Linked DNA regions of Mus musculus: all the other regions are linked to region 3. A link is a loop called in an ENCODE intact Hi-C map of the cell type or tissue named here. Cell type or tissue: heart. All regions are shown on one strand. Region 1 holds the start of Upf3b (UPF3 regulator of nonsense transcripts homolog B (yeast)). Region 2 holds the start of Nkap (NFKB activating protein). Region 3 holds the start of Ndufa1 (NADH:ubiquinone oxidoreductase subunit A1).

Region 1 (8,000 bases), 81 kb before region 3:
CATGGCCTAGTATATGAGAGTCCCCATGTCTAGTCCGTAGTGTAGTGGCTGTGTGCAAGTTTATGGCAATTAAGCTGACATAATACAGAAATAGAAAAACAGAACTCCCTGCAAAAGACACTGGTTGTCTGCAAAAGTATAGATAAGCCTCAAAAAAAAAAAAAAAAGAAAGAAAGATAAAGAAAAAAGAAAAAAGGAAGGAAGGAAGGAAGGAAGGAAGGAAGGAAGACACTACAAATCTTAGAAAAAAAAAAACACTCCATTTTAGGTGCTGGAGTGACGGCTCAATGATTAAGAATACTTCCTCCTCTTAGATCTAGGTTCAATTCCCAGCACCCACCTACATGACATCTCACAATCATCTTTAACTCTCCAGTCCAAGTTACCTGATCCCCTTGTCTGGCCTCTGTAGGCACTAGGCATGAATGTGATGCACAGACATACATACGGGCAACACCCATACACATAAAATACTTTTAAAAACAAGCACAATAAATGAAACTGTAAAAAGAAAAAAAAATCCACAGCAGGTTGGTGAGAGGGCTCAGTGTGTAACAGCACTTGCCACCAAGGTTGATGATCTGAGTTCAAGTCCCAAGACCCTCATGGTGGAAGGGAGACCACATGTTCCATAGCCTAAAGACACACAAAATAAACACATGCAGGTAATAAAACTGATTAAGAGGATAATAAGTCAATAGAAGCTAAATAAGAAATCATTGTTATCTACTAGAATAAAAAGGCTGGTCATAGCCGGGCATGGTGGTGCATGCCTTTAATCCCAGCACTTGGGAGGCAGAGGCAGGCGGATTTCTGAGTTCGAGGCCAGCCTGGTCTACAGAATTAGTTCCAGGACAGCCAGGGCTATACAGAGAAACCCTGTCTGGAATTAAAGAAAAAACAAAAACAAAACAAAACAAAAAAAAAAGGCTGGTCAGGAAAAAATAAAGACAGTTTGGGAAATGGGATAATTAGGCACCGTGTGTTAGGCACGAGTTACAATGTAGCAAAGAGTAAAAGTTGGCACGGTGAGAGAACCTTATTTGACCCTAAGTGTATATACATTGGACAAACACAGTTGTCAAGCCTTCAACTTGTTATCAGGCATATTCCACAACAAGGATTTACTATTTGCAAACTTGAAGTAATTGAGGAAATGAAAACAGACAGGAAACCCCACATCACTTGTCCATGAGTCAAAAACCAAATGAAAGGTGGCAAAAGGCAACTTGGATACATTCTAGCTAAACCCTGCAAACCCCAGACAGCAAACGGAAAGTGAGTCAGGAGTTCATTCCGAAATCTGTTAATGTTACACATTGTGTAGCTTGGATCCCAGGATGCTGTGGTGTGTTCCTGTTATTTGCCGATGCTGAGAATTGAACCCAAGGTCTCACATATCATCAATCATTGCGTTACATCTCCAGCCTGGGAGATGCAATTTGAGGCTTTAGTTTTCCGCAGCTTTGTGAGAAAGGTAAACAGTATTCTAACTGAGGACTAGCAACATAAAGGATACTAATTAGCATCTTTGAGGCAGGAAGTCGACATTTGAAACAAGTATAAAGTATCAAACAGGAGAAATCAGTGGTAATTATAGTCACTGGATCAAAGGAAAGAAATCATAAGTTAAGAAAACTATCTCAGGGTTATAAAAATTCTTTCAATGTTGCACATTTTATCTTAAAGGAGTTTAAGTCTAACCCACACAGACTTGGAGAAAGCATTGTATATTGCTCTCCCACACCCCTTCCTCCCTCTCCTCAACCCTATCTCTTTTCTTCTCTCTCTCTCAGTGGTCATTCTATGTAGTCCAGACTGACCTCAAACTTGGAGTCACCCTCCTGCTTCTGCATCCTTTGCTCTGATTACAGGCACATACCGCAAGTGGCAGCACACACTCTGTTCAATGTAACCATGAAAAACTCTCCTAAATCGTATACTCACCCTTATTGTCAAGGAATACATAGCCATCAAATCGGTCCCTGAATAAAAGAATGTCTTCTTGGTTTTTAAAGTTGATATATGCTCTGGCATACATATGAGGATAAAGGCTGTAGAGACGGAAAGCAATTACGTGACTATGGTTTCAGGTGTCTGACTGAATTGCAAACACATACACATTAAAGACACTAGCCCAAAAAGCGAAAAGGAGGGTAAAATATTAATTTTTTTTTTACCTAGTATCATTAGAAAAAAACTCAAAATAATCGTGCTCAGGCATAGGTTGAAGATGTTCCTGAAGCTGTTCCTTGGTCAAAGTGGGAGGTAATCTTCGAATTACCACCTTAGGAAACAAACGAGGAAAGGAAAATCAGTACATAGCAGCCAACTTTCTGGCATACCAGAATCATGGCTTCTGATAATCGGCTCTAAAATACAGACACTTACAAAAACACCGAACATATTCTCCTGCAATCCAATGCTATGAATTACTCAAAGGTATGGATAACGCGGGTTTATACAAACTCCTGGAAGTGACAACTGTCTGGGGCAAGGAAAATCCCAGGTTCTGTTCTTAAATGGAGTTTAAAACCCATTTTGAACGAATTCTGGTCTTTTGTCGGTGTCGCGACATTGTCTCTCTCACCGGTCTAAAATGCGCTAAATGAACTCCCTTCCCCATTCTGTGTACCACGGAAATCCTTTACCCATCGCCCTCCATCTGTCTGCTCCTCCAGGTTGGTCATCAATCCTCTTAATGTGCTCCCCCAACTCGCTTGCATTAACACGTACTTCACAATTACTCCCACCCCTAACCCCTGGTGTGGCAAGGTCTATTTAGCAATTCAAGCCAATTAAAGTTCCCCTATCTTTCCTGCTGCTCCCCTCTCTCATAACTACCCCACCGTCGCAGCTCTGAACTAACCTTTTCTCATCTGGGAACCCTCCTTTTCCCTCACCCCCACCCTCCATCCCCCCATTTCGGGGGCTTTATCAGAACCTGCTAATCCCATTTCCACCAGTGCGTGAGACAGTGCGAAGCAATTTCCATTCAGTTAGAAACAGAAGAGTTACCCGGGAGAGGAAGAGAGCAGCCCCATTCCCAGCCATGCTCCCCAGTCCGTGGACATGTCCCGCCCTCTTGTGCCACCACCCGATAGGCACCTTGCTCAAAGCTTCTTTCTTGTCCCTGTTGCGATCCTGCCTATCGTCCCCTTTGGCGCCTTCGGCAGTAGCGCCAATACAGCCGCCTGTGGCGCCCTGCGGCGTAAACAGGGTCACTCGTTTCTCCTTAGGCCTATGATCTTTTTCTTCCTTCATGGCCACGGTTACGCTCTTTAGAGCGGTGGCACAGCTGCTAAGCCGTTACGCCGGGCACCTACGACTCTCCGGGAGAGACCTCAGGAGCTCCGCCCCTAACAAATAGCCCTAGTGATAAGCAGAGCCCTGCGTTCCATTGGGCTCCCGGAGATCTCGCGAGAGTTTAAGGCCCTCGGTTTCACTCGGGGTTAGGGTTTTAATACCTGACCTTTACTTCCCGCCTGCCGAAGTCCCCATGCTGCCCAATCCCCTAGCGGCCCAGATTCCCTCGGGGCCCGCCCCTTAGCGCGTCATTAGCAACTCCGCCATCTTGTCTAGAAACGACTCGTTTCTGGACTACAACTCCCAGCATGCAAAGCAGCTGCCCGTTTAGGATTAGAAATGTGGGAATCATCCAGATTTTTAGTATATGTGATCATTTGATCTTAAAAATTTAGTGATTCTTTTTCAGATAAAAATACCATAAACATCTTAAGTATATATGATCCCTTAATCTTTTTGTTTGTTTGTTTTGTTTTTTTGAGACAGGGTTTCTCTGTGTAGCCCTGGCTGTCCTGGAACCCACTCTGTAGACTAGGCTGGTCTAGACCTCAGAAATCCACCTGCCTCTGCCTCCCGGAGTGCTGGGATTAAAGACGTGCGCCACCACTGCCCCGCTATGATCCCTTAATCTTAAAAGTTTAGTGCTTTTCTTTTTCAGATAAAAAATACCCACAAGGTTTTATGCCACGTGAGCCTATAATTGCAGCACTGGGGAATCTGAAAGAGAAGGATCAAGACAAATTCAAAGTGTGGTCTAAATAGCAACTTTCAGGCAAATTAGTGCTAGATAGTGGAACCGTACGTATATCAACCAAACAACCATCAGGTAAATAAACAGATAAGGAAAAGCTATTTAAAACTGAAGTATACTTTCAGAGGCATTAGGATTTACACATGCTCAAGAAACACACAAGATACTAATTTCAATGAATTATAACCAAAATGTATTACATTTGTTTTCACCACCTTTCTTTCTTTTCCAAATTAAAGAATTCTCTCCCAACACTGTTATCCAACAAGATGGGGAAAGGAAAATATCCAACTTGATTCTGTTCACTTTCTTCACTTTGAAAAAGGTCAAATACCCATTAACAGTTGAATGGACAAGCAAGATGTGATACATTCACAGAATGAAGTACAATGCCTTAGTAGTTGGTACATGCCATAAATTTGAGCAATAAAACGGACTCTTTAACCAGGTGTGGTAGCGTGTTCTGTAGTCCCTGCTTTGGGGAAGCTGAGTCAGGAGGGTCATGAAATACCCAACAAGATGTTTTCTGTAGAAGGAAAGAGGGAGGAAATGAAGAAAGGAAGAGAAGAATAAAGCATTTTGCTGGTGTGTCTGTCTGAAGGGGAGGGGAGTCTCCAGTACAGTTTGCTGGTGGCCAAAGAAACAAGGCACTGACCCACCTCAGTGTGGCAGGTTCCTGATCTGGGCAGGTGGTTCTCAGCACCATGATTAAAAATAACCATGGTGTGTTGCAATTAAGAAATGGGGTCTGGAGAGCAAGCTTCCCTCATTTATATTCTGCACTAACCTGAGAACTAAAATTTTGCTGCTACAAAGGATGACCTTCATCTAAGTTGGCCAGATGCTGAAACTTTGGTCTTTCTTGTAGTCCTGTATTGTGTGTGTGTGTGGGGGGGGGGGGTCTGATACTAGCATATTTGTGTGTTAGGTAGACAGAGCTAGCTGAATATGGTGGCAGATACCTGTTCTGTAGCCGGAGCTACTTCCAGTTACTGAACCACAAGATCACTGAGTTCACTCGTCTGGGCAGCAAACTAAAATTTCATTGTTCTCCTTCTCCTCCCCAAGAGACGTACATTTGTTTGTTTGTTTGTTTGTTTGTTTGTTTGACATAGGGAGACAGGGTGTAGCCTTGGCTGTCCTGGAACTCACTCTGGAGAACAGGCTGGCCTTGAACTCCAAGAGATTAGCCTGAATCTGCCTCTGGAGTCCTGGAATTAAAATAAAGGTGTGCCACTACCACCTGGCATGAGACAACATTTATTAACATTTATTTTGTTTTATAAATATCTGGCTTGGACACCATGGGAAACTCCTAGCAGAGGGGTGGGGGTGGGGGTATGGATCCTGAAGTGGCCACTTCCTATAGCCAGGCAGGAAACAAGTGGAAGGATAAGGACAGCAACCCATCCACAAAAACTTCAACTCAAAATGTATCCTGCCTACAAGATGTGCAGGGAGAAATTAGAGCAGAGACTGTGGGAATGGCCAACCAATGACTACCCCTAAATTGAGATCCATTTCACAGGCAAGAACCAATTGTTGACACTATTAATGATACTTTATTATGCTTGCAGCCAGTAACCTAGCATAACTGTCCTCTGAGAGGCTCCATCCAGAAGCTGACTGAAATGAATGCAAGACCCAAGGACCAAAATTAGATGGAGCTAAGGGAGTCTTGTGGAAGAGTTGGGGGAAGGATTGGGGGACCCAAATAGGACAGGGACTCCACAGGAAAACCAGCAGAGTCAACTAACCTGGACCCTTGGAGTCTCCCAGAGACCGAGCCATCAACCAAAGAGCGAGCATGGGCTAGACACCCCCTCACATGAACCTATATAGCAGATATGCAGCTTGGTCTTCATGCCGGGCCCCCAACAACTGGAGTGGGGGCTGTCCCTGACTCTATGCCTGCCTGTGGATCCCATTCCCCTAACTGGGCTGCCTTGTCTGCCCTCAGTGGGAGAGGAAACTCCTAGTCCTGCAGCTCCACTTGATCTGTTAGGGGTGGGTGTTGGGGGCTCCCCTTCTCCTCTGAGAAAGGGATGGAAGAATGGGGGAGTGATCTGCGGGGGATTGGGAGAAAAAGGGGGCTGATATTGGGATGAAAAGAGAATAAGTAAATTAATTAAAAAAATACTTGGCTTAAAAAAAAAATAAGCTGGGCAGTGGTGGCACATGCTTTTAATCCCAGCACTTGGTGGTGAAAGGCAGGTAGATCTCTGAGAGTTTGAGGCCACCCTTATGTACAGCGCTAGTTCCAGGACAGCCAGTCAGGGCTACATAGAGAAACCCTGTCTTGAAAAAACATATATAAATAAATAAATACCTGATGTTATCATAAAGATCACAATAAAGTATTTTAAAGCAAAAAAAAAAAAGGTTAATATGCTGAAAAAAAAATTCAGAAGTAGAGTTCTGAGGCAAGCTAAAAAGACAGGAAGTTGGGAGGGCATGAGGAAGCGGGGAGCCCCTTCATCTTGAAATCCAGCTTTTGTCATTGCAGCTCTCAGTGAACTGGAGACAGAGTCAGAGAGCCAGGAAATGTCAAGACTAATGACAGGGAAAATTGCATACGGAGACAATGTGTGCCTACCTAAACCCAAAATGACATGTAGTCTTAAGTTTTGACACCTCTCTCATCCATTAATTTTGGCAACTCCTTTGTAACTTTAAACCTTTTAACCTTGTTCTAGAACACACTCTGAACGATGTATAAAAAAAGCTGGGGAGAGATTGTTCTTTTAAAGGTTTAGAGATGTCACTGTCACCACCATAATCCTATATGTGCCTATTGTAAAAAAAAAAGAAAGAAAGAAAGAAAGAAAGAGAGAGAGAGAGAGAGAGAGAGAGAGAGAGAGAGAGAGAGAGAGAGAGAAAGAAAGAAAGAAAGAAAGAAAGAAAAAGTACCCAAATATGACTCTCCTCTGAGAAGCCTATATCCACACTTGGTTATGTCTGATTTTTCCAACTGCCTTTCTTCCCTAAAACTTTTTTCTGAGATTTAAAATTTTAGGTTTCAGCTGGGCGGTGGTGGTGCACGCCTTTAATCCCAGCACTTGGGAGGCAGAGACAGGTGGATTTCTGACTTTGAGGCCAGCCTGGTCTACAAAGTGAGTTCCAGGACAGCCAAGGTTACACAGAAAAACTCTGTCTTGAAAAAAAAATTTAGGTTTCTTTTATTTTTATTTAAGAATGGATATCTGTGTATCACACAAGTACAATGCCATTGAAAATGATTTGTTTGTTTGCTTTGTGTGTGTGTGTGAATGTGTGTGTGTGTGTGTGTATGCGTGCGCTGTGTGTCCAGATGCCCAGGAGTAAGTTTAGGGGACAAGCTGCTATCTACAGACAGCCTTCTTCCATACTGTAGGTCCTGGGAATTGAACTCAGATTGCCAGACTTAGCAGCAGATGCCTTTTACCACCTGGTCCATCTCTCCCACCCTACCCCATTTAAAATAATTTCTGTAAAATGTTATTTGGGGTTTGAGTAGGTTAGAAGACACACTACCAGTGTTGACATTCTCCTTCCATCAGCTGGTTTCCAGAGAGACGATTAAAATTCCAGACATGGCAGAGGGGAAAATTAAAATAATTTTAGAAACATTTAATTTTACGTGGATGAAGGTTCGCATGCATGTGAGTCTGTGTACCATGTCCATGCATGGTACCTGGGGAGGCAAGAGGTGAACACAAGAGCTGCTTAAACTAGAGGTAGTAATAGTTGCAAGCCACCATGTGGGTTCTGGGAATAACATCCAGGTCCTTTGTAAAAGAAGCAAGTACTCAAAGCTGCAGAGCCATTTCTTCATCCTTTAAAAAAAAAGATTTATTTATTATATATGTAAGTACACTGTAGCTGTCTTCAGACACTCCAGAAGAGGATGTCAGATCTCATTATGGATGGTTGTAAGCTGGGAATTGAACTCAGCACCTCTGGA
Region 2 (8,000 bases), 65 kb before region 3:
CTAAAACAGAATAATTCCACATAATTCTGGTTTAGGCCATTGACCTCAGACTAATTGGTTTTTTTTTTTTTTTCATAGAATACATTCAACATAAGGTTAACCATTTCCATTTAACATTTCATACAACTTTCTCTTACATTTCAAAGGAGATGACTCATTTTGACCTGAGAGCCCGAACCCAGTCTTTTATTTACTGAAACTCTATCGTGAAGGCTTTGGCCATTGTTAATTATTTTTTTAGAAATTCTTAAATTTACATAACTTCTAAAAATACTGCATCATTAGTTCCAACTCTTGTTTTCTTAAAACAGAAGCTAAACACAAAGCAAAAGCACATTTCCTTATAATTTTTACACAGCCTGTTCTGCACAGGTAGCTGGACACAGCTTTTGCGGTTTCCTGGTACAGCAGACAGCAGTCTTTAGTAACTGTTTTTATGTAAGAAAAGAAAGGTGACAGATTACTAAGGTTAAAATGATTTCTTATAAAACATCTTATTTTATGCAAGTGAAGCAGTTAGCTCTCTACGATATCTCTCCAGGCATTGTCATCGCCAATCCTTCAAGTAACTAAGAGAAGGAAGTACTAACTTTTCGTATGCTTGTACATCATCTTTTAATTCTCTAATCTTTGTCTCCCCATCCTAGAAATGACATGGCTTCATGTGCTCTCTAGTAATATTTGTTTCTTTTTTTTTTTTTTTTAAAGATTTATTTATTTATTATATGTAAGTACACTGTAGCTGTCTTCAGACACACCAGAAGAGGGAGTCAGATCTCGTTACGGATGGTTGTGAGCCACCATGTGGTTGCTGGGATTTGAACTCTGGACCTTCAGAAGAGCAGTCAGGTGCTCTTACCCACTGAGTCATCTCACCAGCCCGTAATATTTGTTTCTTAATCATATATGAGCCTTCCTCCTATAAGATAAACCCATTTATCATTTCCTTGCTTTCTATAGGTTTCTCCTTCTTTCTATATCCATGACTTTTCTTCTTGAACCCACTTTAACTCTCTATCCTTGATATCCCCCAGTTCATCCTGGCTATCTAATCCAGCAGTCATTCAACCATAGGATGCATGCATCTCCTCACAGAATTCCAAGTTCAAGGCCAACTCTAGCTAGGAGTAATTTCTACAAAGGGCCATGTAGGTTTTTATGGCCTCTGTGGTTATGTTGTCTAGATTCTTCTCATGGCCATCAAGATCAAGGGTAAGGCCTGTCCCTCACCCACCACAGTCTTATGACCACCTCCATTCCTCATTCCCGAGAACCACATCTGTTTCATTTATTATGGTGTTATTAGCTTTGAGTAACGGGGGAAGTGTATTCTCCAGGAGAGATTGAAAGTAAAACACATAGATCAGACAGCAGATCAGATCCAGGCCAATGGCAGTCAATCAGCACATGTGCTGATCAACAGCTTGGCAATGCTTCAGGGGCAGGAACTGTGTCACAACACCCCTTATGCAGTCATGCTGGACCTGGAAAGAACTCCCCGCTTTGAGTTATTGGTCAGGGGAGTCCAAGAGCCTCCCCAAACATTATAGGCTAGGACCTAGATGATACACATTGGCTCTGACTTGAAAGCTGCCTCCCTGAGGACTAGCAATTGTGGTACCAGAAGTTGCCATACAAAATTCCAGAACAACCAATAGTCATGCCAGCAATGACAGCTAAGAACTTCAACATCAACCAGCACAGCATGATATTTCTAAGGGTGCAGGAGGGGCATGAATATCCTACTACCAGCAGATCTCTATTTGGCTGCATCCTCTCTTAGATGAGCCTGCCTACCTTTGAGTCTGGCTTGTTATCCATCGTTTCTGCTTGTATTTTGATCCCTGCTTGCCTCAAACCTTTTTCTATCCCTTTTTTCATTCCACCCCATAATCTTTTTATTCATCCTTTTCTTCCTTACATTTTCATTCATCCTCAAATAAAATAAGGCCTGCTCAACAAGAAGGAAATGATACCTCGTACCAGAAACCCAGCCAACTACCCAGGGCTACTGATGAATTTATCTTTGCACAGAATCTACAACCACCACTTTACTAAACCAGCACAGTTTTAACTGTATTATAAATATTTATCCTTACACCCATATATACAAGTGTAACAATCACCCCTCATTAAAGAAACTTATCTTTACAAAAGACAGAGAGCACCACACAGAAAAATCAAATTTGGTGGAGCTATTCATGTGACTACTCAATGAAATATGTACTGCACCCATCACAGAGAACAAGTAATCCTGTGGTGCCCAGCCCAGACTGATCCATATGCAACCTAACCCTTGCATCTATGGCTCAGGGATCATGGAGGAAGGGAGTGGGCAGAAAGAGTGTAAGAGACCAAGAAGTTTGCTCTCAGACTGCATCCCCTAGAAATGTCAGAGAAACTATGAAGTCTCAGCAACATGGCTACTTAAGCAAGACCTGACAAGGATGACACCAGAAGATAGATTATGGGAAAATCTCACGAGGCTCTAACCCTAGACAAAGAACTACAGGCAACTAGGTAATGCTGAGAGCCAGGAGAAATAGTCTTCCCTCAGCTGATTATCCAATACCAAATGGTCGGTCCTGAAATCATAAACATACGGTTAATATATGCTCTGAGCAGGTTATTGTAACAGGGCTCTAGACCTTAGTAGGTCCCCAGACCTTAGCACAACTGACTCCATGATGGAAGTACCATTCAGGCTGCAACATTCAGCATGTAGACAGTATCACCTGCCAAAACAAAAGACAAAAGATCAAAGTACATAGTTCTGGGAATATTCCTAAAGGTACTGACCTTCCCTGTTGGCTTCTGTAGTTTCACTTTTGGACATGTTCTTGTTAACTGAAGTATATCAACACAGGACGTGTGTGTGTGTGTGTGTGTGTGTGTGTGTGTGTGTGTGTGTGCGCGCGCAACTTTTTTTTTCGAGACAGGGTTTCTCTGTGTAGCCCTGGTTGTCCTGGAACTCACTCTGTGGACCAGGCTGGCCTTGAACTCAGAAATCCTCCTGCCTCTGCCTCCCAAGTGCTGGGATTAAAGGCATGGGCCACCACCGCCCCGGCGTGTGTGACTTTCTATTGGCTAAAACCCATATCTAAGTAGTCTTCTCTGGTGAAAACATTACAACAGCTATAGTTACAGGTACATGTAATGACAAATAAAGAAAAAGAGGCAATGAGTTTAAAAGAGCAAGAGGAGGCACGCAGGAATGGTTGGAGGTAGAAAGGGGAAAATGACACAATTACATTTCAATTTCAAAAAAATTAAAAACAAAATTAATATTTGAATGCTCTTTTGCCTAAAAATACTTAATACATACAACTATTAATCGTCTACCTTATATTTTGCTGGGCTAGTGTATGATGGACTAGTTGAAGGGGCTTGATAACTTCGTTTTGTGGGACATTTGTAGAGATGGGTGGCTTGAACCTACGTACTAAGATTTTCCTCTGGGTCGCTAAATTAATCGGAGTATAACAGACTGAAGTTATCAGAATGTATGCTTTCTAAGTGAACTGGACAACAATGATCTTAGATTAAAGCTTAACCCTAATCATGATCTTTTGTTTGCTTGGGATTAAAAAAAAAAGAGTGGGAGTGGGGGTTATAATACATACACAGATTCATACGCGCACACTATACAGGCAAAGATCGTCCCACACTAAATAAAGGGAGAATTGGCGGTGTTGCTTATATGGCTACTCAATGAAATACTTGTCTCATTCATCGCAATGTTCTTTCAGGCATCCAGTGCGGTTTAGGTTTCAGAAACCTCACTAGGAACTGGATGAGAGCGTAGCCTCAGTTTCCTGGCCGGCTTCTATATAGAGGTACACAAATCCCTTCCTGTTGGCGGCAAGGACTCTGGGTCCGGGGGAAGGGGTTTACCGCTGTACACGGAACTGTTTCCAAGTTGGTTTTTTTGTTTGTTTGTTTGTTTGCTTGCTTTTTTTCGGATTTGGTCGGCTGCAAGCTCTAGGACCCTAGGTGTCCGGGACCTTTGGGGGTCGCGAGAGCGCCTCCTTGTCCCGCCCCTTGGTAGCTTCAGCTTCCCCCACCATGGCTCCTGTATCGGGCTCGCGTAGCCCTGAACGGGAGGCCTCCGGGGCGAAGCGTCGCAGTCCATCGCGGAGCCCCAAATCCATCAAATCTTCCCGCTCCCCGCGGTGTCGCCGGTCTCGCTCGCGCTCTTGTTCTCGGTTCGGCGACCGGAATGGCCTCAGTCATTCGCTGAGTGGCTTCAGCCAAAGCTCCCGAAACCAATCTTACCGCTCCCGCTCTCGATCGCGCTCTCGCGAACGGCCCTCGGCACAGCGGAGCGCCCCGTTTGCTTCTGCATCCTCGTCCGCCTATTACGGCGGCTACTCGCGTCCCTACGGGGGCGACAAGCCATGGCCTAGCCTGCTGGACAAGGAAAGGGAGGAGAGTCTCCGGCAGAAGTGAGTGAAATCGCCGCACCCTCTCTTGGGTCATTCTGCCTGCCTTTGAGTCCAGCTTGTTCATTGTTTCTGTTTTATTTCGCTTCCCATCCGCCTCGCACCTTTTTCATCTCTTTCTTCAGTTCACCCCGTGACCTTTTTTATTTATCCTTTCTAACTTACATTTTCATTCATCCCTAGACTCCTTCATAAGAGGCCCTGGTTTCCCACTACCTACTTACCCCTACTGGGAAAGTAAGAGGCTATTGTATGCCTTGGTGTCATTATCCGTGCACCTGTCTTTATTCCTCACTAAACGGAAATAGAGGTTTGTGACTTTTATTGATCACAGAATTAGTAGTGCCTGCCTCTTGGTAGGCATGGCAGCTGTTTCTTGTTGCATGAACAAACAGAAAAAATTGAGACAAGAGGATATTTCAGTGGAAACGTTTTGCAGTGAACTGGGAAGTATTGTAATTAAGTATATGTATTGGTTTTGAGGGAAAAGAATAATTAGATGAGGCTATGTTGGGAAAAGTCTTGGCAAGTGGTCTCAGCCGTGTTGACCATGCAAACCAATGTGGGAATGAGATTGGATTTCCTCTAATGGAATTCTTAGTTTAAAAAGACTCACAAATCTTTAGTAGCAACAACTGTGAGACTCTTGAGGCAAGTCAGAACACTCATTCTCATCGACGTAGCAAATTTACGGCCGCCTTGGTCTACATGAGGCCATGCCTCAAGACATATTTAAATTCAAAAGCTGGGCATGCATGATGTCTCACTCCTGTAATCCTAGCGTTCAGGAAGCCGAGGTAGGACTGTCACAAGTAATTCGAGGCCAGCCTGTACTACAGAGTTAATTCAAGGTAGGCCTGAGGTAGAGTGATATCCTGAGAGAGGCTCATGTTGCTGCATTAGTCATAGTATCTGATATGTATGAAGTTTATTATGCTTGTTAAAAATTAGGTCTTAGGCCCTGTACCATGTGTTTCAAAATGGTAAAATTTCAAGTATTACAGGCATCGAGGGGCAAGTTAACTTTCCAACAGTTGAGAGATGCTTCATGTTTTTTTTTCCTCCCCCAGCAGGGGAAGAAATACAGTATAAGAAAAAAAAAGGGCAAGTTTCCGCATTGCCCTGCCTGAGTGTGAAGGTTTTGTTTGTGGTGAAGCAGGATGGTCTTGGGCAAGTGAGACCTTTCCTAGCTTCGCTTCTTCATCATTAAAAATCCGCAGAAGCTGGAGCTGAGCTCAGGGGAAGAATGCTTGCCTAGCAAACCCGAGGCCCCGAGTTGGAGCAGCGGCCCACAAGGGACAGGGAAATCAGTAACAAGGCTTTTAAGGGTGTAATAACATCCATAAGTGAAACAGTCCTGATCTGTTAGAGACCTCTGGGATGGTACCCATGGAGTGTGTCAGTTGAAAAGCAAATGCTGAGCCAGGATCATGTCTCTAATCCCAACACTTGAGAGAGGGTCAGAACCACTAGGAGTTGAAGACTAGCTAGACCCTGTCCTATGAGATCCAGTTTCAGAGGAGTAAAGGATTTACTGGAATGTTAAGTGATTGGATGAGATTTGCATTTGTACTTTTAGGTGATATGAAGTTTATTCTGTCTATTAAAATTATGTCTTAGGCATGGTACTAGGCCTTAGACTTTGTGTTTTAAAATAAGAAATTTTAACATATTACAGGAGCAATAGACATGAGACTTCTGTGCTCTTTATGGCTGGGCAGGCATTCTTCCCCCAGAAGCCACAAACAGTTGTACCCCTTTTCTAAATTATCCATTTTGGCCAAATACAAAATTCTCCAAGTCTCTCTCTGTGTAGTTATCAATACCCTTTTTCATGATCAAAAATGTTAAAAAAAAGAAAAGCCAATTATAGGTCTTTCGTAGTAACTTTTTTTTTAAAGATTTATTTATTTTATGTATATGAGTACACTGTAGTTGTCTTCAGACACACCAGACAAGAGCGTCAGATCACATTGCAGATGGTTGTGAGCCACCATGTGGTTGCTGGGTTTTGAACTCAGGACCTTCGGAAGAGCAGTCAGTGCTCTTAACCACTGAGCCATCTCTCCAGCCCAGTAGTAACTTTTAAAAGTGAGTCATAAGCCATCAAACTTTAAGGAATTCAGGCTAATTATTTTCTTCAAAGAATTATTTTTATTTTATTTATTTTTGGGTGGAGGGGATTGAGACAAGGTCACTATGTATAGCTTTGGCTGTCCTGGAACTCATGTTGATGAAGCTGGCTGCAAACACAGAGAGATCTGCCTGCCTTTGCCTCCCAAGTATTGGGACTGAAGGCATCCACCAGCACACTCAGTGTTATTTTTATTATATTTTTAATTATATGTATGTATGTGTCTGTGTGTGGATATGTACATGTCAGTGTAGATGCCTTGGGAGGCCAGAAGCGTCAGATCTCCTGGAGCTGGGCTTAGAGGTAGCTGAGGGCTAACCAGCTAGGAAGCTAGGAACCAAATTCCAGTCCCCTACAAAAACAGTATGTTCTTTTAACCTCTAGGCTATCTTTCTAGCCCATAGTTTGTATTTTAAGTTTATGAGTCGTAGTAAATATTAAAACAGAATTAGTCTCATACATAAAATGAATAAAGTGTCCCCTTCCCCCGCAAGAGTAGAGAGCGTCCTCCTCCAAAAGGGTCTGAAAGGAAAGCTGGTAAGAGAGGAGAGTTTCTGGCAAGGAAGACTCTTCTTCCTTTCTCGAATCCCTTTTATTTTCCTTTCATCTTTATCTTCTTCACTAATTCCTAGGTTCCTGAAAACTGAAAGTTTTCAAATCAAGATTTCCTTATCTTTATAACATACATAAACAAATGCATTTATTTTTAAATATAAGACTTTCTGTCAATCTTTACAGTGAAATGAGGACATTTCGAACATGTGCCACACATTCAGCAAAGGGATGTCCTTACCCAGTTGCTGAGGCACTCTATAGTTGGTACCCGTTACTATCAGAACATTAAATCCTACATAATGAGTTTATAGTTAAGCTAAGTCTCTCCCCCACTCTCCTGCTCTCAGACTGGGTTTCTCTGTTATTCCCTGGCTGTCCTGGAACTCTCTCTGTAGACCAGGTTGGCCTCAAACAGAGATCTGCCTGCCTCTGCCTCTGCCTCTGCCTCTGCCTCTGCCTCTGCCTCTGCCTCTGCCTCTGCCTCTGCCTCTGCCTCTGCCTCTGCCTCTGCCTCAGCCTCTGCCTCTGCCTCTGCCTCTGCCTCTGCCTCTGCCTCTGCCTCTGCCTCTGCCTCTGCCTCTGCCTCTGCCTCTGCCTCTGCCTCTGCCTCTGCCTCTGCCTCTGCCTCCAAAATGCTGGGATCAAAGGCATGCATTACCACCGCCTGGCTTAAACCACGTTTTAATTAACTTTTTAAAACATATAGATAGATTCAGGTGTCCCTGTAGCTCCAGCTACTTGGAAGGCTAGATCATGAGCCTAGGAGTTCAGAGCCAGCCTAGGCAACATGGTAAGATCCTGTCTCAAAAGATATATGATGAAAATAATACTGGGAGACTTGACGTCTGTTGAGTTTATTATTATACATT
Region 3 (8,000 bases):
ACCCTCATGTTTATGCCTATATCAAATTATCTTTATTAAACCCTTACTTTACTTCATAAAAATAAAAATGACTTTAGATTTTTTAAAATTTTTTATTATGCATTTCATAACATGCGCATAGTATATAATATGCTGCATAGCCTTCTAACAGGAACAGATGACCATAGCTGAGTAATTTCTTTTAATCAGCCAGGAAAATGCTTCCTTAGTCAATGTTTTCCAGGCCCTGTAAAACAGTATGAAAAGGAGAATGTGAGGATTCTGTTCCCATCAAAATGTAGCATGCTGTTTAATTTCCAGTGTCACAGAATGGCATTCTGTTATTAAAACAAGCGATTTCACATCCCACAATTCTCTAACTGCAACAACAGAAACTAAATTGACTTCATAATCATTAAAGAATGGCCACTAAATGACGTCGCCCCCGACCCCAGACAGGTTCTTACTCCATAGGCCTGGTTGGCCTCAAACTCAGAGATTTACTTGCCTCTGCCCCTAGAATGTTAGGATTAAAGGTGTGTGACACTACATCATGTCTCGTGTTTTTGTTGTTGTTGTTGTTGCTTTTTGACAAGGTCTCATATAATCAAAGTTGGCCTTAAACTCCCTATGTACCAAAGGTGAACTCCTGCCTCCACCTCCCAAATGCTAGGATTATGGGATGCACCACTGTACCTGTTCGTTTCCTGACAGCAGCAAACATATTATTATATATGAAAAGACCTTCCCTTCACTCTAACTGGAACTACAGTCAAGTAATTATTTACCTCCTGGGCCCTCATACACAGCCCCTACCATGGATCAGAGGGCCAAACAGTAAACTGTCTCACACAACAGCACTGAACACAAGGTGAACACCGAATCAGTCAACGTCTTCAGAAGGTGATGAAATAGAGAAGAAGTAAGAACCAAAGAAGTTAGAAACTGTTAGATTCTGTCTCAAGAAGACAAAAATCACTTCCTTAAGTCAGTCAAGTAGCAGCAGAGCCAAAGTATCCTAACTCCAAAACCTTTGCCCGTAAACATCCAAAGATCTAAAGTGGACATAGTATTGCACATCTGTAATCCTAATCCCAGTGAGTATTCAGGAGGCAAGTTTTCGGCTACTAGAGGCAAGGGCAGGAAGTTTGCTCTGAGTTCAAGGCTGCTGTAGGCTACACAGCAAGCTCCAGACCAGCCAGGCTTATGTAACAAGTGCCTGCCTTCAAACAAAAGCAATAGTCCCCTCTCCAAAAAACCTCACTCACAACCAAAAGCTTAAGACTCTACTAGAGATAAGTAATGGCATTCCTTCCAGGTATGAAAATACCATAGGGTAAATGAAAGCATGGAACAGCGAGGCACAGGCTTTTTACAAGGCAGCTACTTAATCTCCCCTCATGTACATGAGATGGATTCTCACACAGCACCGAACTGAGCCCCATGCTCTATCCATGTTTTCCTATCTAGAAAACGAGCACAAAATTTACCTAGGTTCACTGTGGGGTATCCATGAGGTAGGAGCAGCTATTAAGTGATTTATGAAACTTAAAGAATTATGAGGGTGAGAGGCAGAGAAATGGCTTTGCATGCAGACTTGTCAACCTGAGTTTGATTCCCAGATCCTACAAGGGTTCCCAGATCCAGAAGTGACTGCCTTCAGATTGTCCTCTGTCCTCTGACCTCCACGCATAGCCTGCACTCACCAACTCAAACCACACACAAACATATCAAACTACATTAATTCTTTTTTATGCTTTGTTTGATGAGACAGTATCTTACTACGTGGCCCAAGTTAGCCTCAAACTCACAGATTCCCCCTGCCTTAGCCTTCCAGGGGTTAGCATTACAAGCACACGCTGCCAAGGCAGCTCTATCACTTCTCTAAATAAGGCACTCCCACAAGCTGTCTTCTGACCTCCACATTTGTACCATGGAGCCTGCATAGAACTAAAGACAAATTTAAAAATAAATAAGTTCCTAGGCCTGCTAGTGCACACATTTCATTCCAGCACTCAGGAGCCAGAGGTAGGCCAATTTATGACTTCAAGGCCAGCTTAGTCTACATAGCGGATTCCAGGCAAGCAAAGGCTAAATATTAAGACCCTGTCTCAATTACAAATCAACCAACCAAGTAAATAAATGGGTGTGCCCTCCATATGCACATGCATGAACAAGTGCACACACACATGTATGCATGCACACCACATACACTGAGCATCTATCTATATATGTATGTATGTGTATATATATATATATATATATATATATATAAAGTTTGTATACCACACTAGTAAAAACCATGCAAAGTAAATGAGCCCTGTATGACCTTAGGCAAGGCATTACCAGAAGCCACCACAATTCTTTTAGTCATCTTACCTTGGACACATAGTAGCGATTGACTCCAGAGATACGTCTATCGCGTTCCATCAGATACCACTGGTACTGAACACGAGCAACTCGTTTTTCCTTTAAATAAAGGACAAGGCAGTTTATAAATATAAGTGACCCAGTAAAAAGATATACCCCACAATTTTTCTTAAATGACATACTAGAGGCTGAAGAGATAGCTCAGAGGGGAAGGGTACCTGCCTGCTATTCTTGGGTGCTCAACTGGCTTCCCAGCACCAAGTTGGTTGGATTTTATTTGGGGGGGGGAGGGGTCATAACTGCAAGTCCAGGAGAGATTCAATACCCTCTTCTACTCTTCATGGGTGCACACAGACAGCAGCAGACACATACATAGATAGTAAATCTTGACAAAGTTAAAACAAAAGCTAAATGACTAATACAAAGCCAAAATCTCCTAAATGAAACCAGACCATGATGGCAACTGACTTCTCAGCCTTCTCCCTTTTTGAGTTGGGGGAGGGGACCAACACCACTGATTTTTTTCCTTTATCCTCCTCCCCCTCTCAACTACTTCTTTTTTTTTTTTTTTTTTTTTGAGACGGGGCTTCACTGTAGTAGTACCAGCTTTCCTGGACTTGACTGCTCTTTGCTCCTGCAGTGGACTGGATTCGTGGCACCCACTTCTGCTGCCTCCTAGCCTCCTTTAACTACTAGTTCCAAGAGACCCGGGGACCTCTCTTGATCTCCGCGGGCTCCTGCACTCAAAGGCACAAATACATCCACCAAAATCAATTAAACAGTGTCCGCAAGGAGATGAACGATGGGAAGGAGCGGGGACATGACTAACACCTTTCTCCCTCTGCCTAGGAACCAGGGCCCAACTCTTGTCATCTACCTTGCTAACTGCCGAATAGATTTTGCCTTTTGGGCCACTCCTCCTCAGCCCTCAAACTGGCTATGTTTTACTAAAGTTAAAAGGTGGAATCCCAAGTCTCCGCGTTCAGGCAACATTAAGAGGAGGATCCCCCTTAGATGGCTTCTTCTTCACAGAGCGAAGGCGCATCCAAACGGCCACCGTCCCCCACCATAAATGGCCCCCGTCCCCCACCGTCCCCCACCCGCGGCCGAGTCGGCCGCCTTACCTTGCCCCCGTTGGTGAATTTGTGGATGTACGCAGTGGACACCCCGGGGATGACCAAGCACACCCCCATAATGGCGAGGCCAGGGAGAATCTCGAACCACATCTCCGCACCGTTACTCGCACGCCAACCCGTCACCGGCTCCTCAGAGGTGACCCGGCTTTACCTCTCTTCCGGCAGCACGCGGGAGGGGCGGTGCCCCGTACGGCTCCGGAGGAGGAAGCGACGGTGGCTGTGGGGGCCCAAAAGTGACTGGCGTTCGCGGTCCAGCAAGCGTTCCCGGACAGGATTCTTTCTGTCGTCCTACTCCTCCTATCTGATCCGCTGCATCAGAGACCACCACGGAGTGTGACGACGCGAAGCGGTCCCGGACGTCGCGGCAGTTTCAGAACTTGGGGATCTCTAAATGGCGGAGCAACTTTCTCCCGGGAATTCTACCCGTCAGGTGTGCACGTTCCTCTTCAAAAAGCCTGGGCGGAAAGGAGCGGCGGGCCGCCGAAAGCGCCGGCTCTGTGATGCAGGCTCCGGGGACAGCTGCAGCAGCAGTGATGAAGGCAGCTCTGTGGTCCGCCCGGAGAAGAAGCAAGCGACCCACAATCCGATGATCCAGAAGACGCGTGGCAGCGCTAAACAGAAGGCAACCTATGGCGGCTTGAGTAGCGAGGACGAGAATGAACCGGAGGGTCTCGGCGTCGTCTACAAGTCTACCCGTTCGGCAAAACCCGTGGGGCCCGAGGATATGGGGGCGACCGCCGTCTACGAACTGGACACTGAGAAGGATCGAGATGCACAGTCCATCTTTGAGCGGAGCCAGAAGATCCAGGAGGAGCTGAGGGGCAAGGAAGATGACAAGATCTATCGGGGAATCAATAATTATCAGAAGTACGTGAAGCCCAAGGATACATCCATGGGCAATGCTTCCTCCGGGATGGTGAGGAAAGGCCCTATCCGAGCTCCTGAGCATCTACGTGCCACCGTGCGCTGGGATTACCAGCCCGATATCTGTAAGGACTACAAGGAGACTGGTTTCTGCGGCTTCGGGGACAGCTGCAAATTCCTCCATGATCGTTCAGATTACAAGCACGGGTGGCAGATCGAACGTGAGCTTGATGAGGGTCGCTATGGTGTCTATGAGGACGAAAACTACGAAGTGGGAAGCGATGATGAGGAAATACCATTCAAGTGTTTCATCTGTCGCCAGACCTTCCAAAATCCAGTTGTCACCAAGTGTAGGCATTATTTCTGCGAGCGCTGTGCATTGCAGCATTTCCGTACCACCTCACGCTGCTATGTCTGTGACCAGCAGACCAATGGCGTCTTTAATCCAGCCAAAGAACTGATTGCTAAACTGGGAAAGCATCGAGCTGAAGCAGAGGGTGGTGTTTCTGATTCTCTAGAAGACATAGAGGAGAGTCCAGTTTCCATTATTTAGACTTTCCATAATTCTCAGTCTCAAAATAAATGTTTTGTTGTTTCTTAAAATCTTTTCTTTCTTTCTTTCTAAAGGGAAGTGGCAGAGAAGGTAGGCGATGGAGTAGGGCTCCAGAGGAAAAGCTTCAAGATAGGTATTATCTGGAATTCTAGACCTGAAATAACTTCCATGACTATAGCATAGGTCATGTGGATGGGAGAAGTTCATGAACAATGCTAGGATTTACGTAAGGGAACCCAAGTCGGGATGACATCAAGAACTGATTCTATTATATCACATTTGAATAGTTTAGAAATTACTCTGATGCTTTATCTGTTGGTACAAGTGCTGTTTTCAAATGCACATTTGGAGGGCTTGAGTTGGTCCTCGATCTCTTTGAGGGTGTTTCTTGCAGTCTTTGGGAAATTGTCCATGCTCTCTTTGAAGCACCTATAGGTAACCCCCGTTTCCACTGACGATGGAAATGCTCTCTGTCGAGCTGTCCAGTATGCTAGATTCTATTCTCATGTGGCTGTCAGGTACCTGAAATGTGCAGATGGCCACTGAATTGGATGTTGTACTGAACTTGGAGATAGCGAAAAGCCTAATGCTTTATAATCTATAATCTGAAACTATCCCTGTCCTCATAGACTCCAATGGGACTAATCACACCTTGTTAAAATTAGTGTACCTGTATTCACAATTGTTTGGGATCTAGCTTAGTGCTTGGTATATGATAAGAAACTGATAAGAGGCAAACGTTTTAAGATGGGGAATTTAGACCAAATCCCACACTGAAGGAATCTCTAGGTAACGGGGGGATGAAAATGACAAATACATTTGGTTAACATTCCTGAGAGGCAGGGAGGACAGGCCAGAAGACCAGTCAATATTTTAATGGTAAAACTCAGACTGGGTTGATGTAAGAAAACAGGTAAATATAGCCGGGCGTGGTGGCGCACGCCTTTAATCCCAGCACTTGGGAGGCAGAGGCAGGCGGATTTCTGAGTTCGAGGCCAGCCTGGTCTACAAAGTGAGTTCCAGGACAGCCAGAGCTATACAGAGAAACCCTGTCTCGGAAAACCAAAAAAAAAAAAAAAAAAAAGAAAACAGGTAAAAGTATAAGTTGAGTTAAAAGGGGACTTTAGTCATACTTATTAATCTGTTTCAAGGTATTCTTTGAACGGACTTTCTTAAGCACTGTGTTTAGGATAGGGCCTAACATCAGTAAATAAAACAGACACAGGCCCCAACTTCCTAGAGCTGTATAGAGAGCAGCAAACATGGTGAGTATGGGAAAGGAGTGTACTGGGTTGATCTCAGAATTAACCGAAACTCTTGGGTGGTGATAGGGCTCAGTGGGTGGAAACACCTGCTGCCAAACGTGACCAGACCACGGAATTGGACCCACGTTGGGGAGGGACAGAGTTGACTCAGAGGTTGTCTTCTGATCTTCAAGTACACACAGAGAATAAAATAAATAAAATATAAAGGGGAAAATAAGAATGAACCCAGTCCTAGGGCTGGGGGAAGATGGTTCAGTGCAGAGCAACTGCCTGGAATGCTCAAGGTGGGGGAGGAAGAGAATTGAAACCCTGCTGAAGAGTTCACAGACATGACATCACCTTTTCTTAAGATTTATTTGGGGCTGGTGAGATGACTCAGCGGGTAAGAGCACTGATTGCTCTTCCAAAGGTCCTGAGTTCAAATCCCAGCAACCACATAGAGGCTCACAACCACCCGTAATGAGATCTGATGCCCTCTTCTGGTGGGTCTGAAGACATTATTTATAATAATAAATCTTTGAGCAGGAGCCAGTAGGAACTGAGCAAGCAGGGTTGACTGGAGTGAGCAGAGGTCCTAAATTAAATTCCCAACAACCAGATGAAGGCTCACAACCATCTGTACAGCTACAGTGTACTCATATGCAAAGAATAAATAAATCTTTCCTTTGAAAGCTAGAAGAGGGCATTAGATCACCTGAAACTGGAATTAGAGGCAATAATGAGTTCATATGTGATCCTCTGTGTGACTAGCAAGGGCTCTTAACTGCTGAATCATCTCAAGAGCCCCACGAGCTCACATGCTAGACTAGAATAGATTCTGTAGTAAAGAGTACATGGAACTGAGATATATGAGCAGCTTACTAGAAAGGGGGCTTGAGGATGCATAGAAAAGTAACATATAAGAGATGAGCAGAAGAAAACAGTTAAATAGGAAAGAAAAGAGGATATTGGAGGATACTGTAGAGAGAAAAAAAAAACACTCATGCAATGTTGTGTCCGGCCAGCAGACCACAACCTGGGTTCTAGCCTGGAAAGGCATTTTGGAAACCTGGAAGAGAAGAGGGGCTAGGTGGCGAGAGAAAGGAATGTAGCCAAGACAGTTACTCTGATCAAGGCTTAAATTTTATTGTTGCGACACTAGTTATGAAGGAAGGGGGAGGGGACCCGATTCCCGCCGAATAATCTCTGGTCTAGTAGAAAGGTGCACGTGTGTGGCTCCGCAGGTGTGGCAGAACGAATGAGCAGGAAGCTCCACCCCTGAGCAAGCAGGTTTCAGGCTGAGGGAGGGGAGACTACAATGCAAGCCAAAGGAGAAAGAAATAAAAACAACATGGCCAAGAAGATAATTCAATGGGTAAGGGTACTTGCTGTGAAAGCATAAGGGCCGGAGTTCAAATCCCAAGCTCCCAGCTATAAAAAGCTGGCCATGACTGCACATCCTTCAGCTTTGTGGGAACAGAGATGGAAAACCTAGGAAGAATCAAGCACTGGGAGATGACCTGGTGGCTATGAGTGTCTGCAGTTCAAGCCTAAAGACCTGAGTTTGGATCACTGGAACTCATGTAACAACAACAAAAACAACAACAACAACAACAACAACAACGATACCCAAAACATTGTTTATTTTATTTATTTTACAGCAGTGTGTGAAATAATGAAATGGGAGGTGGAGACAGAAGAATACTCCCGAAGCTTAGGAGCCTGCTAAACTGAAGTACATAGAGCAACAAGCAAGAGCTACTCTGCCTCAAAAGCAAGACAGGAAAGCTAAAGAGATAGTTCAGCAGTTAGGAGTGCTTACTATTTCAGATGACCCACATTGGGCAGTTTACA

Evidence for each region. Hi-C counts contacts between places; a loop is a spot of excess contacts. Peaks named below come from ENCODE experiments on the same cell type or tissue, not always from the same donor. Only the 100,000 strongest peaks of a DNase experiment are listed, where the experiment ranks them.
Region 1: it touches region 3 in a loop (20-fold over the local background); 3 of 42 quality-filtered maps call a loop at or near these places.
Region 2: a loop joins it to region 3, with 5 times the contacts of the local background. A loop is called at or near these places in 3 of 42 quality-filtered maps.

Annotation. Positions count from the first base shown.
Region 1 is chrX:37,106,968-37,114,967 of GRCm38, forward strand. It overlaps Upf3b (UPF3 regulator of nonsense transcripts homolog B (yeast)), which reads right to left and starts at 3,355. Exons shown (of 10, transcript NM_026573.3): 1 at 3,109-3,355; 2 at 2,181-2,287; 3 at 1,948-2,054. The coding sequence starts at 3,264. In heart, no CTCF peak of the experiment used is centred here; a DNase peak (open chromatin) is centred at 3,444; H3K4me3 peaks cover 1,704 bases; H3K27ac peaks cover 908 bases.
Region 2 is chrX:37,122,931-37,130,930 of GRCm38, forward strand. Nkap (NFKB activating protein) reads left to right here and starts at 3,833. Exons shown (of 9, transcript NM_025937.4): 1 at 3,833-4,445. The coding sequence starts at 4,066. In heart, no CTCF peak of the experiment used is centred here; a DNase peak (open chromatin) is centred at 3,971; H3K4me3 peaks cover 1,834 bases; H3K27ac peaks cover 1,167 bases.
Region 3 is chrX:37,187,516-37,195,515 of GRCm38, forward strand. Ndufa1 (NADH:ubiquinone oxidoreductase subunit A1) reads right to left here and starts at 3,723. Exons shown (of 3, transcript NM_019443.2): 1 at 3,474-3,723; 2 at 2,359-2,448; 3 at 73-226. The coding sequence starts at 3,575. The coding sequence ends at 206. Rnf113a1 (ring finger protein 113A1) reads left to right here and starts at 3,707. Exons shown (of 1, transcript NM_153503.2): 1 at 3,707-4,952. The coding sequence starts at 3,877. The coding sequence ends at 4,902. In heart, no CTCF peak of the experiment used is centred here; a DNase peak (open chromatin) is centred at 3,676; H3K4me3 peaks cover 2,625 bases; H3K27ac peaks cover 1,308 bases.